Linked DNA regions of Homo sapiens: region 1 is linked to region 2. A link is a loop called in an ENCODE intact Hi-C map of the cell type or tissue named here. Cell type or tissue: MCF 10A. All regions are shown on one strand.

Region 1 (4,000 bases), 300 kb before region 2:
TTAGCACGAGAAAAAGTAAGTAACTATATGAGATGAGGATATGCTAATTTGCTTAACTATGATAACCATTTTACTATGTAGTATATCAAAACATCATGTTGTACACCTTAAATATACACAATAGAAAAGTAAAACCTAGAAACAATCTAAATTTCCAACAATAGAGGGACAACGCCTATTTGTATTATGTCACATTCATAAAATGTAATGGTATGCCGCTACATAAAAGAATAAAAACTACGTATATGCTGATAACAACAACAACAAAAACCAAGAGTGGTAGCCGGGGCTTGCGGCTACTACCTCAGTAGTGATTAAGAACTTTGAGTTTGGCATCAGACCTCCTGTGTTTAGAGCCTGGTTTTGCCATCAGCTGTGAGGTTTGGCAGATAACATGCTGAGCTTGTTTCCCAATGGCAAAGTAGGGATAATAATACAGGTAATCATGCATGTAAAAGCACTTAGCACAGATCCGGCAAGTAGAAATGCCAACTTAATGTGCGTTATTACTGTTATAGTCCTTGGAAGGCTTAATGTTGAAAACTGGTGGTCTGATGGTGTCAGGCTATTATAGACCAAATTGTGTTCCCCACCAAATGTATATGTTGAAGCTCTAACCCCCAGGGTAACTATATTCGGAGACAGGATTGTTAAGGAGGTAATTAAGCTTACATGAGGTCGTTAGAGTGGGATCTTAATCCAACAAGACTGGTGTCTATGTAAGAAGAGGAAGAGACTCCAGGAGTCCTTGCACACAGAGAAAAAGCCACATGAAGACACAGTGAGAAGGCGGCTGTCTGCAAGCCAAGGAGGGAAACCTCGCTAGAAACCAACCCTGCCAGCATCTTGATTTGGGTTTCCAGCCTCCAGAACTGTGAGAAAGTAAATTTCTGTTGTTTAAGCCACCAGTCTGCAGTACTCTGTTAAGACAGCCATAGCAAACTAATATACAGGCAATGAGGATCTGCTATTTAGGCCAATGGTGTATCAGAATCACCTAGAAGGATTGTTAAACATGGATTGCTGGGTCCTGCCCTCATGGTATCTCCTTCAGTAGATCTGAGCAGAGTCTAGAATCTGTGTATCTATCTATCTATCTATCTATCTATCTATCTATCTATCATCTATCTATCTATCATCTATCTATCTATTTTGAGATGGAGTCTTGCTCTGTTGCCCAGGCTGGAGTGCCCTGGCTCGATCCCAGCTCACTACAACCTCTGTTTTCCGGGTTCAAGTGAAAGAATCTATATTTTTAAGAGGTTACAATCTGAGAACCACACTTTGAGAACCCCTGATTTAGACCATGTCCATCCTTAGCCAAATCGTTCCCTTTTTTATTTCTTTAAGGAAAATCAGGAGCACACAAAATAGGTAATTTCACCTTGGTCTTAAGCATTGTCCTGAGGTTTTCCAAGATGACAAAGGAGCAGGTCAGCTTTTAGCCCTTTGCATCAATAGCAGAAGCTCTAACACTGTGGAAAAAGAAATGCCAACTCCTAAACTTTTGTGGAAAGGAAGGGACCGCCACTTTACTCTTCCTCCTGTTGCCAGCCACATGTTCCTTAGCAGGAGAACTCGCCATCATTTTGCTGGGACTTCAAAGGAAGGCCTGTCTGCCAAATGTCTGCACGTGATAAGAGTGATAGTGCATCTGGGAGGCCCTGGAGTTTCTGCAGCATCGAGGCAATTCTCTCACCATGGTGGAATCTGGCACTAGTGTTTCTATGCTGTCCTGAGCCCTGAGCCCTGGGCCCTGGGCAGTCGCCCTCATGGCAATAGAAAGTCTCCTGCAGTTCCTTTATGCAACCTGTACAATACAGCTGTAACTGCTCAAGTCCATGGGCAAGTCTGGATTGCATCTGAAGCACTTCGAGGGGCTCACAGACAAATGTTTTCTGAATGATTGGAGAAAAAGTCCAGCCAGAGGGCTGCTGGAATTGCAGAATGGTTCCTGGTAACTGGTGTCCACCCTTGTCCTTCAGCAACTGGAGTGGGCTGAGCAGGGGGCAGGGCAGGTCTGGAATGGGTCAGCACCATGAGAGCTTTTTGAATGAATGTCTGCAGGGCCATCTTCTCAAATCCACTCAGGACTGGAAACTTTGCTGGTGCTTCCTTTTACATATGTGTAGACATCAGCTATTTGCACTACCTGCAGGTGGCAGCAGAGCCAGCTTCCTGGCTTGAGACTTGTGCAGTCACAATGGGCCCCAAGCTCAGAGGGGTCCACGCCTGGTTTAATGTTCTGTGCTTGCTGTCTTGAAATTCTGAGTAATTTTTGAATGGGCCCTGAATTTCATTTCGCACTGAGCCTCACAAATTATGTAGCTGGTCCTGGGTAGCAGTCTCAACCAAAAAGGAGGAGTAGTGGCCTCAGGGAGGTAATGGATTTTTGATTGTGCTTAATACATCAAGTGAACTTTCAGCTTTGCTATTCTGAAACCCACAGGAACCACCAGTGGGAAGAGATTTCTGCAGTTCACTAACTCCAAGTTAATCCATCCAACTTCTGGCTCCTCAGAAACCTCTTAGTGAGGTTTTGTTGGGTGTAAAGATGAGAATGGTGGGTAGAATCAGTGAGAATATTTTTCCTTTAAGGATCTAATTTCTCAACTAGCAAGCCCTACAAGAAACCTGGCCAGTCTGAGACAATATATTCAGATATTTCTAATGAAACCCAGGAATGGTCCTGCAAAGAGACTGTACGTTTTTCTAGAGCTTGGGTCTTTCCTTATTCCTCTCGTAATCCCCACCTAGTACTTGGCACATGGTAGGCGCACCCAATATTTGTTGCTGCTGTTGATAATACTGACAATAAACACCAGTTTCCTCTTCATCTCCTCTGGATTCCCACAGAGCTAGGGCCACATACCAGGGACCCAGAAAGATCCCTTCTAACGAAGTTGCAACTGCTTACTCTACAAATTGCCTCCTCAATACAAACCCCAAACAAACCAAACATTAACCTCCAAGACAAGGCATCAACCCCCAAGCAAACCAAAGCAATCCCCCAAAGATATTTCCAACCCCTCACTGTACTGGTTAGCTGCTGTTACTACAATGACCTTGTGCAACAAACTACCCTCAAGCCTAGTGAGTTAAAACAACTGCTTCTTCTCATGAATCTGTCAGTGACATTGGGGTTGGTTGAACCAGGTTTGGCTTCTTGGGGAGGCTCTGCTTCAAACTATGGGTCCAGTTGAACTTATGTGGGGAATTGTTCCAAATATGTTCACTTTGGACCCAGAACGAAATGCAGCCACTGTTTAGGGCAAGCTCCTCTCAGGGATTTGGGGGAAGAGAAACAGGGCACATGAATATATGGAAGATCTCTTGGGTCTATGCTCAGATTGTATACTGCTACATCTGTCGACATTCCATTGGCCAAAGCAAATCACATGACTGAATGCAAAGTCAAGAGGCAGGGTAGTGCTCTCTGCCAAAATAAGGTCAAAGGCAAGGATGTGGCTCTAGAGGTGCAAAGCTGAGGCTAATAATTCAATGCACCACACTAACCCTATTATTAAAGATACTTATCTATATTCTAGTTATAACATGGGACCATTGTCTCTTATGCATTCAGCATCCACCAAGTGTGGAGCAAATGCCAATTGGAATGAAATGGAAACATATATCCCATAGTCCAAAATTATTAAATTTTATCAAGATGCCAGTTTATAAAAAAAATCTCCTAGGGAGAATATTCAAATACAGATACTCTATTTCCAGGTAGCATGACAAAGAGGTCCAGGGCCCAGTTATCTGCGTTTTCACAAGCACTTCAGCTAAAACAGGGCCCACATTTTGGATAAACTTACTAGTCGTCAATTATGCCATTAAGTTAATTAATACCAAGATGCTAACAAATTTGGGAAGATCCAGTGAAATTCTTAGAGATGGGTATTTTGTAAACTTCTACACAACTGAGTAACTGCTTATCTCCCCCATCCTTTTCAATTTTGCATTAAATGAGGTACTGGCTGTGTCACTTACACCAGCT
Region 2 (4,000 bases):
AGTGTTTCATTCAAGTATTTGTTACGTTGGAGCCGCTCAAATGCAAGTTGGCTTTTATTTTTTCCATCACACAGTGTTTCACCAATTTTTGAGTTTCCCAGATCAACCTCTTCACTATGTTTAAACAGAATGATTCCAAGCCAACGCAGCTAATCGGTACAGTAAAACCTCACGAATTCAAGCCAGGAATTTGAACTCTTCCAGCTGAGGACAAGCACTAGCAGTGTAAGTTGGAGGCCTGTTTTCTCATCTAGAAGATGAGGACATAAGGTTGTATAACCAAACTCCTTTTCTACTAATATTAAAACCACATTTCATCTAATCTAAGATGCCACTGACTATGAGAGGTATGTTCATATAACAGCAAAGAAGATGACATTTTAAAATGTGCCATCAGTTAAATAATCCCCAAACACCAAAGATATCCCCATGATGCATAGATTGGTGAACTAGACTCTTGTGGCTTTGAAATCCATTCAGATGAATTTGGCAGCTTCTCCTGCCCTTGGTTGTGTTGCTTGGCATGAAATAGGCAATCCTTTTTGAATGTTCTCAATAACAAAATGTAACACCACTTTTAATTCCCTTGGGTGCATCTTTCTAAGCAGATAAAACATTTGCTTGTCCCTTTGCAAGAAAACACAGAATTGTGATTCTGCTTCTAACAATGAATATGTACTTCATCAATATCCAATTGTTCTGTTTTTGAGGCTTTCTATAACTTTTCATTTTAGTACTGAATCATTACATTCAAATGGCAATTAAACTCAATGGTGTAATACCAAGTATGTAGGCAACTCAATGGAAGTGATAAGGGGTACTCGTGCGACTGGGTTTGCAGTGCTGGGATGGTGACGTCTGCATCATGACTGCCACCTGGCAACAGAAACTTCACAACCCCATCAATCACACATGCATCCTGATTTTAGACATGTTAAAGCATGAAAAGAGCATCTTAGGATGTACAAAATATGGAAATAGCGACAATCTCATGAGAACTGCTTGTAGTCATGTAGATACCATGACGACTTTAATGAATTTGCATTCTAGTACTTTTGGCAAAAAGTACTAAACCCCTGATAAGACTTAATGTCGATCAAACCTCACAGCAATCCAGAAAGTATATGCAAATTTGGAAGTTTAGCCAGGTAAATAAAATTTCCCTAGATCACCCAGCTATGTAAATTTCAGAGCAAGGATTTAGATCTAGACAATAGGACCTTCCATCTTGCCATTTCTATGATTCTATGGGCAGTAAAAATCATGTGTGCATATCACGGTAGACTGACCTTTGATTTCATCTACTTTCAAAAACATGAAGCATCCCTGAAGTAGGATCTCAAAGGGCTATTTAAAATAGCTCAATCATATAGGGTTTTGAGTAATGAATTGATAAGAATTTATAATTAACACATCCATTATATGCAAATGGACACTTCCTAAAGGGGCTCGTGATATGATTTCTGCCTTCACAACTGTGGAAACTGGAGTGGTTACCTGTAGCTACCCTCCCCACAGTAGAGTGAGATAGTTAAATCACCATTTCCTGACCAAAACCTAGCCTGTGCGCTGCAATGACTTGCCGAGTGGCAGTGTTCATGTTCATGGCAAAATATGGACCTAGATCAGCTCCAACCTTGGTCTTCTGAGCCTCGAGAATGTTCTTTTTCAACTTCTTTCTATTGCACCAATAACTTGCTTTTCTCACAAAGTTTGGTTTTTGTGGAGTTTTCTGGATTTTTTTTTATAGCATGGATAGTGAATGGGTAGAGACAAATATGTTTTTGCTAAAAACCACAAAAGCTGTTTTACTCTCTTAATGGTAGACAACATGGCAATGAATGACACTTCTCAGATCATGGGAGCCCCCAACACCAGGGAGGCCCTCCCAGACCAGCCCAGAGAAAGAGAATGGAAGCCACCAAGCTGCCACTAGAGGATAGCAATGCTGAACTCACTCCTGTGGCTTTGTGGTGAGGGTGATTCTGTTTGCATGAACAGTTAAATATGGAATCTGGGAGGAGCTTTATATTTACGTTCAGTGCTCTGGGAACAAAATCCAAAAGAAGAGTGAGGGTGTGACTAAGGGCTTTCATGGTCAAAATAAACACCAGCAAGCAGGAATTACCAAATAGTTGAACATTGCCAGCCTCAAACCCTACTCATGTAGACACCATGGTGACCTGAATAAATTTGCATTCCAGCAGCCAATGTAGAGATTGCTTTAAGAGAATGCAGTGGGCGTCTTTAAAAAATCTCAAATTATGAATTCACTTGGTTGGCAAATGTATATTGAGTACCGATGTGTGAAAAGGGAAGAGAGGATATAGCGGCAGGCAAATCAAATTCCAAGTTCAACAAGCCTATTATACATTCTTCAATTGTATTTGAAGAGGGCTGACTGAGGAATGGCAGCAGAGCCAAAGCTCTTCTTCACCTCCCCGCTGGTTCTGTTACAGCTGTAAAGGTGCCTCCCACTACGGCCTGACCAAAGATAGGAAGAGGCGCTCACAAGATGGCTGTCCAGACGGCTGTGCGAGCCTCACAGCCACGGCTCCCTCCCCAGAGGTTTCTGCAGCTGCCACCATCTCCTTAATGACAGACGAGCCTGGCCTAGACAACCCTGCCTACGTGTCCTCGGCAGAGGACGGGCAGCCAGCAATCAGCCCAGTGGACTCTGGCCGGAGCAACCGAACTAGGGGTGAGTCAAATGGGTGGTTGTCCGGGAATGGGCTCCTTGGCTTGCGATTGCCCTCTGTGGAATACTTACTGTGGAAAGTTCTGTAAATGTTTTTTAAGGGGAAATCGTTCTGGTAGTTTTGGCAGGAACCCAATGTCCAATTCGCCAAAGTGAAATGAAACCGCAAGTACCTCCAATCATTAAAACTGTGTGTAATCTGACTTGGTGAAAGGGGCTGAAACTAGACCTAATGATTCATCACTCCTGCAGTGTCAGTAATTTTTCAGCCATGCTGCTCAAGAAAAGTGGTATTGTATTCAGTTCAGCCCAGAAACAAAAAAGAAAAGCAGGATTTTAAGCACGTCGTACATATTTCACTGTAGAAAACTTAAAAAATACAGGTAAGCAAATTCTACAATCCTACCACCCAGAGGTAGTCACTGTTAATGTCTTATTGTGTATATCTTATCAGATATGTACATAAATGATTATTTCTATTAAATCATAACTACTGTTCCTCCTGTCGCTATTCCTCAGCACGGCCCTTTGAGAGATCCACTATTAGAAGCAGATCATTTAAAAAAATAAATCGAGCTTTGAGTGTTCTTCGAAGGACAAAGAGCGGGAGTGCAGTTGCCAACCATGCCGACCAGGGCAGGGAAAATTCTGAAAACACCACTGCCCCTGAAGGTAAATGAACTCCCCATAAGGCTGGATGGACATGGGCTGGGCTTCCAGGGGGACTTCAGGGATGACGCAATCTGATCACCTTCCACCTTCTGTGACCCCTCTCTTCCCAAGGGTATACAATATTTTTTACTTTGATTAGCCTACTTCTCACGTATGTAGCTAAAGGCAGAAAGTATTATCATCTTTTTACATAGATTGAAGAAAAAAGTGTTGAAACCCTCACCTTCAGGCGCTAGTACCATTATGCATATGAGGAAGAATAATTATAATTAATGAGTGAAAAACATTTAAAACAATGACTGGCACATATAATAAATGCAATATATATATTCGCTCTCCTTACTCTTTCAACTACATTTGAGGTGTGGTGCTGAGTGTTTTACATGCATTTCCTCATTTAAGCCTCACAACAACCCTATGAGGTAGCTACTATTATTCCTCTTTTTTTTTTTTTTTTTTTAGACAGAGTTTTGCTTGTCGCCCAGGCTGGAGTGCAACGGCGGCATGATCTCGGCTCACTGCAACCTCTGCCTCCTGGGTTCAAGCAATTCTCCTGTCTCAGCCTCCCAAGTAGGTGGGATTACAGGCACCCACAACCACAACCAGCTATTTTTTGTATTTTTTAGTAGA

Evidence for each region. Hi-C counts contacts between places; a loop is a spot of excess contacts. Peaks named below come from ENCODE experiments on the same cell type or tissue, not always from the same donor. Only the 100,000 strongest peaks of a DNase experiment are listed, where the experiment ranks them.
Region 1: it touches region 2 in a loop (16-fold over the local background); 10 of 110 quality-filtered maps call a loop at or near these places.

The regions. Positions count from the first base shown.
Region 1 is chr4:53,803,104-53,807,103 of GRCh38, reverse strand. No RefSeq gene overlaps it. Among named protein-coding and RNA genes, the nearest start is that of LNX1-AS2, 210 kb to the right of the region's middle. In MCF 10A, a CTCF peak has its summit at 2,146 (motif pointing right); a DNase peak (open chromatin) is centred at 2,183.
Region 2 is chr4:53,506,687-53,510,686 of GRCh38, reverse strand. LNX1 (ligand of numb-protein X 1) reads left to right here. Exons shown (of 11, transcript NM_001126328.3): 3 at 2,460-2,701; 4 at 3,218-3,370. All of the region lies in intron 3 of LNX1-AS1 (LNX1 antisense RNA 1), which reads right to left. Among named protein-coding and RNA genes, the nearest start is that of LNX1-AS1, 8.6 kb to the right of the region's middle. In MCF 10A, no CTCF peak of the experiment used is centred here; a DNase peak (open chromatin) is centred at 2,056.